Linked DNA regions of Homo sapiens: region 1 is linked to region 2. The links are chromatin contacts, found by Hi-C or POLR2A ChIA-PET in ENCODE. All regions are on one chromosome and are shown on one strand. Each heading gives the region's core, a stretch centred on a gene start or an enhancer-like site at or near the end of the contact. The rest is flanking DNA. Distances are from core to core; before and after follow the strand shown. Region 1 holds the start of MSH2 (mutS homolog 2). Region 2 overlaps EPCAM-DT (EPCAM divergent transcript).

Region 1 (5,300 bases), core at 988-3,487, 130 kb before region 2:
TGGAGTGCAGTGGCACAATCTCGGCTCACTGCAAGCTCTGCCTTCCGGGTTCACACCATTCTCCTGCCTCAGCCTCCCAAGTAGCTGGGACTACAGACACCTGCCACCGCACCCAGCTAATTTTTTGTATTTTTAGTAGAGACAGGGTTTCACAGTGTTAACCAGGATGGTCTGGATCTCCTGACCTCGTGATCCGCCCACCTCAGCCTCCCAAAGTGCTGGGATTTTTGTATTTTTAGTGTAGACAGGGTTTCACCATGTTAGCCAGGATGGTCTTGATCTCCTGACCTTGTGATCCGCCCACCTCAGCCTCCCAAAGTGCTGGGATTACAAGCGTGAGTCACTGCGCCCGCCCTGTTTTAAAGTCTTATGTAAAATCTATGTAGGTCAGGTGCAGTGGCTAATACCTGTAATCCCAGCACATCGGGAGGCCAAGGTGGGTGGATCACTTGAGGTCAGGAGTTTGAGACCAGCCTGGCCAACATGGTGAAACCCCATCTCTACTAAAAATACAAAAATTAGCTAGGCGTGGTGGCACGTGCCTGTAATCCCAGCTACTCCGGTGGCTGAGGCAGGAGAATCGCTTGAACCCAGGAGGTGGAGGTTGCAGTGAGCCAGGATTACACCACTGAACTCCAACCTGGGCGACACAGTAAGACTCCGTCTCAGAAAAAAAAAAAAAAAAAACATTTCAGACTTTTCATTGGCTACAGCATAAAATTTCAACAGCTCAACACCACACTAAAAGCCTTTGGTCATCTAACCCCACCCACCTGGGCCAGTCTCCTTCCTTTTCTACACCAGCAACGCCAATCTACCTCGTTTCAAGCCCTCTCCCTAGCAAACTTCTAGTCCACCAAGACTCAACGTGGACTTTGGTGTCTCATATAACGCCTCTTCCGTTGTATGAGACTCTTCCAAAGTCTTCCGTCTTTGGCGATCCTGCCTTGGCGCCTCTTGTAACCTCTTACAAGCTCACCTCCATAAGCCTCCAACTTGAATTGTAATTATTTCTGCCTTGCTGTCCAATAGTGATCTCTATGAAAGTAGAGGTATTTCTTTTTTCATCTAGTGTCCATAACCCTGCCTAACACATTTATATCTAACGAATGAAACATTTTTCATCAGGAGTATCGCATTTGCACTAGTCCTCTAGTCAGGACTAGAATCCACAACTCTGCTCCCCCTAGGATGCTCTTTTCATTAGCATAACTACATAGCTGCAAGAAAGCGCAAAGAAAACAGGGAGAGAAGAGGTTAACTAGGCCTATCCAGAACATTTGGCCCACATAGGGTGAGACGTTTGTAGCTTTCCAGGGAGAGATAATCCTGGATAGATGGGGTCGGGTGACGGAGAGCACTGAATGCTGAGCTGAAGCAGATAGCGTCCATGACTGGCCCAAGGTCACACGTTAATAAGCAGAGGGGCAGCGACTTGATCCCAAGCAGCCCAGCTCCAGAGTCCGTTGGTCCTGACCACTTCATCATACTGCTCTTCAACGGCGCTCCATTACCAGACCCTTAGCTGGACCGGCGGTATAAATGGGAGCGTCGTGGGAGCAGAATTACGTGTCATAAAAGGGTCTCCTAAACCCCCAGTCTATTTTAAATCTCACTCCTGGCTGCTGTTTGTTAATAAGAGATTCTGGCCGTGTTTGTAATGAGCGCTACATGTAGGGCCAAGGCGAGGAATGCGACTGCTGGAAAATGAACTAGAACAATGCATTAAAATGCCTGGCACGACGTAAACACTCCGTGATCACAAGTTCAGATCCGGGGCGGCTGGAGAGGCACGGGTTTCAGGGCTGAGGGGGGCGTCCCTCCGGAGCCAAGCAGAACCTGGGGACGGCGGAATCCGCACAAGCACCAACGTTCCGCCCCCGTGCCTCCGCACTGGAGAGGCTGCTCACCGCCCACTCTCTGAGGCGGGAAAGGAGCCGCGCCACAAGGCCCCGGGTCCCTCCCCAGCACGCGCCGTCCCGGCCCTCACCTGCCGGCCCCATGTACTTGATCACCCCCTGGGTCTTGAACACCTCCCGGGCGGCCAGCAGCGCGTCCTCGCCGTGCGCCGTATAGAAGTCGCCCCGGTCGAAAAGGCGCACTGTGGTGGTCGGCTTCTCCGGCATGCCCTGAAAGAAGCGCACGAAGCCGACCTCGGCCGCGCTCTCCAACTGCAGCGTCTCCTTCGGCTGCACCGCCATGTCGAAACCTCCTCACCTCCTGGTTGAAGAAAATGCGCGACCCCACACCCACTAAGCTGTTTCCCGCCTCCCCTCCCACGTCCCCCGAGCGGCGTCCGGCCACGGCGACCACACCCAATCAGCTTCCAGGGCTGCGTTTCGGTGGGTGGGAGTCTGCCGCGGCAACCAATCATAAGCAGACGCGGCCCAGCTTCCCGCGCACGCTGGTGACTTTAGCTACTGCGCATGCCTGCGCCTAGGTCGCGCGGAAACCCGCAGACGCGCATCCTTAGTAGAGCTCCTTTCTGTGTTTACTCAGCTGCAAGGCTTGAAGCCCCTGGGTGGGGTGTATGCAAGGGTAGGTTGCCACCAGGTGGGAGATTTCCGGCAGGCACTGAGCTCGTAATGTGCCCGGAAGCATGGGAGTAACATCAGAAGGAAACTTGAAAACAAAAAAAAAACTAGCCTTCCTCCTCCTCCCAGTATTTTGTTAAAACGTGTGCCCCTCTCCGACTGCCTCCCTTTTTCTTTCTAAGCAAACTGCCAACATCGGGATTACGGGTTTATTCTACACAGCCTCCTTACTGCTGCCTGTTAGCCACATTATCGTTTCATCCACTCGTTGATGATTCACTCATTCGAAAACATTTATATGGCCTGCTATGTCCCAGACTCTTCTTGGCTCTGAGGATCGCCAGTAAAAAGAAAAATCACTGCCTTTATTCTGCTTACATTCTAATATGAGAAAATTCAGATAATGAATATAGCAAGTAAATGAAATGGTACGTTAGAAGATATGCGTTTGTGGCAGGGCGCGGTAGCTCACGCCTGTAATCCCAGCAATTTGGGAGGCCGAGGTGGGCGGATCACTTGAGCCCAGGAGATTGACACCATCCTGGGCAACATGGTAAAACCCACGTCTGTGATCCCAGATATTAGCAGGGCTGAGGCGAAAGGATCACCTGAGCCCGGGAGGTCGAGGCTGCGGTGAGCCGTAAATTGTGCCACTGCACTCCAGCGTGGGCGACAGATTGAAAACCCTGTCTCAAAAAATACAAAATAAAATAAATAAAAAGACAAACGTTTGACGCCAGGCGTGGTGTCACACGCCATAATCCCAGTACTTTGGGAGCACGAGCCAGGAGGATCGTTTGAGCCCAGGAGGTCTTCTGCCGTCAGCTATGTTCACGCCACTGCACCGCAGCTGGGGCGACAGAGCGAGAGACCCCGTCTTGAGGGGGGGTAGGGGAAGACCAGTTAAGGAAGAGGAAGGTTGAAATTTTAAAATGTTAGCAAACAGCCAGGCGCAGTGGCTCACGCCTGTAATCCCAGCGTATTGGGAGGCCAACGCGGGTGGATCACCTGAGGTCCGGAGTTTGAGACCAGCCTGGCCAACATGGCGAAACCCCGTCTCTACTAAAAATACAAAAATTACCGGGCATAGTGGTGGGCGCCTGTAATCACAGCTACTCGAGAGGCTGAGGCAGGAGAATCTCTTGAACCTGGGAGGTGGAGGGGGCAGTGAGCGAAGATCGCGCCACTACACTCCAGCCTCGGTGACAGAGCGAGACTCTGTCTCAAAAAATAAATAAAATGTTATCAAACACCTGAAGGAGCTCAGGATCCATCCTGCAAAATTAACTCTTAGAAAAGGTTTTTGCTGGCCGGGCGCGGTGGCTCACGCCTGTAATCCCAGCACTTTGGGAGGCCGAGGCGGGCAGATCACCTGAGGTCAGGAGTTCGAGACCAGCCTGACTAACATGGTGAACCTCCGTCTCTACTAAAAACACACACAAAATTAGCCGGGTGTAGTGGTGGGCACCTGTAATCCCAGCTACTTGGGAGGCTGAGGCAGGAGAATCCCTTGAACCTGGGAGGTGGAGGTTGCAGTGAGCCGAGGTCGCGCCATTGCACTCCAGCCTGGGCAACAGGGTGAGACTCTGTCTCAAAAAAAAAAAAAAAAAAAAAAAAGGTTTTTGCATTCTCCAGTTTAGTTTACCCTTTCCCCATGGAAGTGGTTCCAAAACCTAATTCAGCAGCAGAATCACCCTGGGGAGGTGGGGGGGGATTTAAACATATTCCTGTGCCCAGCCCACACATAATGGGTCTTAATTTCTGGAGTAGAGCCTTGGAACCTTTGTTTGTTTTTTTGAGAGGAAGTCTGGCTCTGTCACCACACTGGAGTGCAGTGGCGCAATCTCGGCTCACTGCCTCCCGGGTTCAGGCGATCCTCCTGCCTCAGCTTCCCAAGTAGCTATGACTACAGGTGTGCACCACCACCCCCAGCTAATTTTGGTATTTTTAGGAGAGACGGGGTTTCACTGTGTTGGCCAGGATGGTCTGGTCTCGATCTCTTGACCTCCTGTTCTGCCCGCCTCGGCCTCCCAAAGTGCTGGGATTACAGGTGTGAGCCACCATGCCCAGCTTGGAATCATTTTTTTTTTTTTTGGTTTTGTTTTTTGTTTGTTTGTTTGTTTGTTTTTTGAGATGGAGTTTCGCTCTTGTTGCCCAGGCTGGAGTGCAATGGCACAATCTCAGCTCACTGCAACCTCCACTTCCTGGGTTCAAGCAATTCTCCTGCCTCAGCCTTCTGAGTAGCTGGGATTACAGGCATGCGCCACCACGCCCAGCTAATTTTTGTATTTTTAGTAGAGATAGGGTCTCTCCAAGTTGGTCAGGCTGGTCTCAAACTCCCAACCTCCGGTGATCCACCCACCTCGGCCTCCCCAAGTGCTGAGATTACAGGCATGAGCCACCCCGCCCAGCCTCAGCCTGGAATCATTTTTGAAAGCTCCCTGGATGTTCCTGACAATCAGCTCAATTTAGAAATCTCTGGTGGGCACAGTGGCTCACGCCTGTAATCCCAGCACTTTGGGAGGCCGAGGTCAGCGGGTCAAGATCAGCCTGGCCAACATGGTGAAACCCCGTCTCTACTAAAAATACAAAAATTACCCTGGCATGGTGGCAGGCACCTGTAATCCCAGCTACTCAGGAGGCTGAGACAGGAGAATCGCTTGAATCCGGGAGGCAGAGGTTGCAGTGAGCCGAGACCACGCCATTACACTCCAGCCTGGGCGACAGAGCGAGACTCCGTCTCCATAGAAAAAAAAAAAGAAAGAA
Region 2 (5,360 bases), core at 771-3,270:
ACTGTTCTCTCTGCTTGGAATGCCTTTTCCCTTTCTTCCCTACCCGATGACATCATACTCATTCTTTCCTCTTACTTCCAGGCAGAGTGAATTATTTTCTCCCTTGAGCCTTCATGTGTACTTTATATACATCTGTATTTAGACATAGCACTCATCGCTCTGGTTTGTAATTACTTGCCTGTCCGCCAGTCTGTTCTTCAAGGGCAAGAGCCCAGGCTTATTATTCATGGCCTGTCCTGGTACTTGGCTTAGTGCCTGGCACAATCATTCAGTCATTTCACAAATTTATTGAGCACTGACTATGTGCCAGGCTGTATTCTAGGTGCTGGGCCGTAAACAAAACTGATAAAGCTCTCCATTCTTGTGGAGCTTACATTCCCGCTGGGGAGGCAGACGACATACAAATAAACGAAAATAACCAATACGTTAGAGAGTGACAGGTGCTTGTGGAAAATCAAGGGAGCTAAGCACCCAAAGAATGATGGCGAGTATTGTTTTAGACAGGATGGTCAGAGAAAGCCTCTCTGATAAGGTGGCATTTACTTTTTTCTTTTTTCAAGATGGGGGTCTCCCTATGTTGCCCAAGCTGGTCTTGAACTCCCGGGCTCTAGCACTCCTCCCGCCTTGGCCTCCTGAAGTGTTGGGATTACAGGCGTGAGTCAGGCTGCTCGGCCATGGTGGCATTTAAATAAAGGCCCGAGGAAGGTGAGGGAGCAGGCGGGTCATGGGGGTGTCGGGAAGTGACCTTCTAGGCAGAGGGAACAGTGAGTGTAAAAGCCCCGAGGTGGGAGTGTGTCTGGTGTGCTTAAAGAACAGCATGGGGCCGATATGGCCATAGGGAAGTGAGTGGCAAGAACAGCGATAGGAGCTTAGCTCCAAGTGCTTAGGGCCATGCAGGCTAAGGCTCAGCTTTTACTCCAAGTGGCGTGGGGAACCATTGCAGGGATCTGAGCAGAGAAGACCATCTAACTTAAGTTTTAGAGCATTCACAATCTTATGGGACCTCCTGGATACTCTCTGGAAACAGATGGTGGGTGTTCACAAGGTCATCAAGGTCATCAGTAATGTGAGGCCAAGGCAACCAGCCCTTGGGGAGTGTGTCCTTGACCTTGACGGCAGGAAATGGGCGAGTCTGCTCCCTTAACTCTATGTTCCCCTTCTCCTTTTCCCTTAGAGAAGTGTCCCAGCTGATGGGGGCTTTCTGACCCGGGCACTGAACGAGCCTGGACTCTGGTGATACCAGGCAAATCTCGTGGGAAATAAACAGAGAACCCTGGCTTGTAACAGGAGTTTACCCCCAAAAGTCAAGGCAGACTTCCTGGAAGAGGAAGGCTCAGCTATCCGGTGATTAATAAAAGGCAAATCACCGCAAGAGAAACCAGCCTTTCGCGACCCTGGCAGTTGGACAGCATGGCTGTTGGTGCTGGGTCACCTTCAGAACGGCCTTGGCAAATGAGTGCTAATGAAAGCCTGGCTCAGGGACAGAATGAATGATTTAGACTACTCACCCCCTCCAGGCTCTCTCCTAGGCACATTTGGTAAATCCTTACCGTAATAACCAATAAGAGTTGAAGACATCGCCTCTCCACCCCTCCAAAGAAGGGAATGTCTAACGGTGGAATTGCAGGCACTGGGTAATGCTGGCTCCTAAGTGCCCTTGGGGAGGAGACTTCCGAGAATGCTTCTATTCCCATTACAAAAAAGGCTCCCATTCCCACCTGCCTTCTCCCAGAGAGGCTTGCGGTGACCACGACAGGTGCAACAGGGCTCGAGCTGGCGCGGGCGCAAGGGGTTCCTGGTCGGCCCAGGGCCGGGGTCCCAGTGCGCAGGTGGGCGGCGCCGCGTGCAATGGAGGCTGGCGGCCGACAGAGGGCGCAACGGAGCCGCTGGGCTCCCCCTGCTCTTTCCCGACTACCTCGCTGCCCAACTGCCCTGTCAGCCGTGTTCGCGGTGCCGCGGGGCGTGTGTGGGCGCCGTCAGGGAGGCCTTCCTAGGCCACTCCTCAACCATCATCTGCTGCCGTCCCTGGCCGCGGCCTAGCCCCATTTCCGGTCAACTTAGTCCCCCGCCCCCAGGCCGTCCAGATCTCGCCACACCCTCTGCAGGCCACCCCCACCCTTCCTTCCCTTCCAGGTGTGGTCAGTCGGGGAGGGTGGTGGCCGGGGGTGAGGGGCATGGTCTGGAGGACGTGGGCCCGGAACCCGGGAGTGAAGATTAGCGGTTTTGTACAGGGAAGCTGCAAATGAGAAGCCATAGCTGATTTCACCCCCAGCCATTGCCTTAGGCCTCGGTAGCCTCAAGCCTTAGGCCTGGGCGCTGGGATGGGGGCCTAGAGTAGAGTCCAGGGCCCCTGGGGAATGTGGGAAGGCATCTGCCCTGTTTACTTCTGCAGGCTCTGGCTGGTGATAGAGCCAATCATTATTTGTATGAATGAAAGAAAGAAATGGAGAGTAGTCCAGGCACGGTAGCCCATGGTGGCATTGCTTGAGGCTGCGAGTTGGAGACCAGCCTGGGCAACATAGCCAGTCCCCGTTGCTTAAAAAAAAAAAAAGAAAAGAAAGAAAAGAAAAAGAAATGGAAAGTGATCTAGGGATCTGTTTGTCTGTTTGCCTAAGACCCAGCTCTGGCCAGCCCTGATGGGTCCCAGGGGACCAGCAGGCTTTGCCATGCTCCTGTTGCTATGATACTTACCTGGAGCCCTCTCCCTCCATCTTCCCACACCTCACACGTTCCCTTTCACTTCTGCCACTGTTCCAATGCCCTTGCTAGTACTTGATCCAAATCTCTTATCCTAGCTTTCAATGTTCTGCATGGTCTTGCCCCACCCTATGAAGGGTAGCCGAATACACGGCCCTAAAATATGCCACTTGGGCACAAGGATTATTTTGAGCTGAAGGCAGTTGAGAAGAAGCAGAAACATGAAAAACTCTCTGCCCTCCCCCTATTTGCCTAAAAGCCGGATATAAATTTACAAGGGTGTCCCTCCTTCCCTCTCAATCAGGAAGGACAAAGGTTGATCACAGAAGACGGCCTTAGACCTCTATCAGCCTGGAGACAGCACCAGAGGAATCTGCATAAAAAGCTTTGCTAACTAGCCTTTATCTACCATTATTTTGTTCAGTTATTTGTCTTTCCACAATTGCCACCCCTAGGGACTCAAGGTCCATTGCTTTTGTCTTGTCACTTCTCTAAAATTGCATTGTTTTTTGTTGAAGATGCTATATAAGAGTTCTAAGTCATCTCTTCAAGGTTTTCTCATTTTCCCTGAGTGTCTCCCATGTTTACATATTAGTAAACTTCTGTGTTTTTTTCTTTTTCTTTTTTTTTTGAGAATGAGTCGCACTCTTGTTGCCCAGGCTAGAGTGCAGTGGCACGATCTCTGCTCACTGCAACCTCCGCCTCCCAGGTTCAAGCAATTCTCGTGCCTCAGCCTCCTGAATAGCTGGGACTACAGGCACCCGCCACCACACCTGGCTAATTTTTGTATTTTTAGTAGAGATGGGGTTTCACCATGTTGGCCAGGCTGATCTCAAACTCCTGACCTCAGGTGATCCACCCACCTTGGCCTCCCAAAGTGCTGGGATTACAGGCGTGAGCCACCGCACCCAGCCCTGTTTGTTTCTCCTTGTTAATCTGTCTTCTGTTACAGGGGTCCCAGCTAAGGACTCAGAAGGGTACAGGGAAAATTATATTTCCTCCCTGACACTATCTTACAATACGTGCTGGACTCTTCCATTGCTCCACTAAATCGACTCAAAGTAACATAATTTCAACCGGCCTTCCTCTGGCGAGCTGCCCATCCCCTTTTTCCCTATCAAGAACACCTCCCTTGACTTGCCTCCAAATCTTTCTCTTCCTTCAAGGCCAGGCTTCAGGAAGAGAATCCCATTCAGTCCCTTCAGGAAGCATTTCCTGACTTTTTCAGCCCATAATGAGTTTTCCCAGCTCTGAATGTGGCATTCACTCCTTGACCCCTTTTTTTTTGGTACCAATTATCCTACTGGGCTTTGTCCTATGGTACTTTTGTACCTGCCTTTTCTCTCTAGCTAAATTGTAATAATTTGGAAGGTAGGGTCCAAGTCTTACTAATCTTTTTCTTTCCCCCTTCCATTCATCATACATTTATTGAGCACCGACTACATACCAGGTATAAAGTCTAGTACATAAGGTCCCAAAGGAGTGTAGGACACAGCCCCCACAATGGAGTTCTGGAGAAAATAAAACACATGGGGCTTGAGAAAAAACAGGGAATGTGTCTCCCCCATGGAGCACTCATCAGAAAAATCTGGAGTGACTTCCTGTGGGAGCACTCAGCATCCTGAATGAAGAAGCAGTCTCATTCTCAGAGGGAGTGGCTGCCCATTCATGGAGACACTCACTCACCCGTTGCCTCATTCATTCATTCATTCATTTGATAAATATTTGTTGAGTCCTCACTTTATCCAAGTGACTCATGAGATTGGTCACACTGCAGCCCAGGGCTGGCTGGAGTGTGTGTGGTGGGGGTGGTGGGGGACACCAGAAGCCCGGAAAGCTTTAGGGGTGTGTCACTTCTTTGTCAGTTCCTGTTAAGAGGCATGAGTCCCTGCTGGAAATGGTCTTGGGAAAGATGGGGTGGGCGTGGCAAGGGCAAGAAAGCTTGGAGTTTCATGGAGGAAAGGAGGATGGATACCAGCCTTCTCTGAGGGCAGGGTGCCAAACCCTGCCTGTAGTTCCCTTTGGAACAGTTTGCTCTGCCAAAGAGCAGGTTCCCTTTAAAGTTCTTTCCTTCCGTGATCATTTGGGGCTTTTCAAACAGCCCCATGAGGCATTGGGTCATATACCAGCCAGGAAAGCTAAGGCTAGGAGATTTATGATTTCCCCCATAGTCACTGGGCTATGTCAGGCCTAGGCTTAGGCCTGGCCTCCCCAGTTTCGTTGTAGAGGGCTATGTTCTTGACACCTTTGGACCCTGTATGCCAGACTTTACACCTGGTATGTGGTAGATACTCAACCTGCTCTCTCAGCAGGAATCAGTCAGAGGGGAGGAATCTCTGGCTCCACATAGTGAAGGAGGCAGGCCTCTGGAACAGAACACTTTAAATTTCAGACCAAAGTGATGGCCTTCATCATATCTAGCCACTGGCAGCTCTTTGGCTCTCACTCAGAAATTAAATGATAACTAATTACCAAATCCTAACTCCAATTGACTTCCAAACTTTACTTATTTATTTATTTATTTATTTATTATTTTATAAAAATATAAATAGAGAGAGGGTTTTGCCATGTTGCCCAGGCTGGTCTCAAACTCTTGGACTCAAGCCATCTGCCTGCCCTGGCCTCCAAAGTGCTAGGATTACAGCTGTGAGCCACCGTGCCCT

The links. A loop is a pair of places that touch in the nucleus more often than their neighbours do. ChIA-PET counts read pairs that join two places held with the same protein, here RNA polymerase II (POLR2A). Pooled maps may share reads with other maps.
Region 1: a pooled map shows a loop between it and region 2 (4-fold over the local background). The contact joins the promoter of MSH2 here to the enhancer-like site in region 2. A Hi-C loop is called at or near these places in 6 of 50 pooled maps. POLR2A ChIA-PET finds 5 or more read pairs at or near these places in 2 of 52 experiments (MCF 10A and activated CD4-positive, alpha-beta T cell).

The regions. Positions count from the first base shown.
Region 1 is chr2:47,400,093-47,405,392 of GRCh38, reverse strand. It overlaps MSH2 (mutS homolog 2), which reads right to left and starts at 2,237. Exons shown (of 16, transcript NM_000251.3): 1 at 1,991-2,237. The coding sequence starts at 2,201. RefSeq lists enhancers at 1,651-1,710, 1,077-1,785, 1,786-2,496, 2,501-2,550.
Region 2 is chr2:47,269,056-47,274,415 of GRCh38, reverse strand. The region is part of intron 3 of EPCAM-DT (EPCAM divergent transcript); the gene reads left to right. Among named protein-coding and RNA genes, the nearest start is that of BCYRN1, 64 kb to the left of the region's middle. RefSeq lists an enhancer at 1-213 and a silencer at 1,773-1,952. Within about 2 kb of position 2,020, at least 30 of the 41 ENCODE cell types and tissues checked have a DNase peak (open chromatin) inside an H3K27ac peak, as active enhancers do.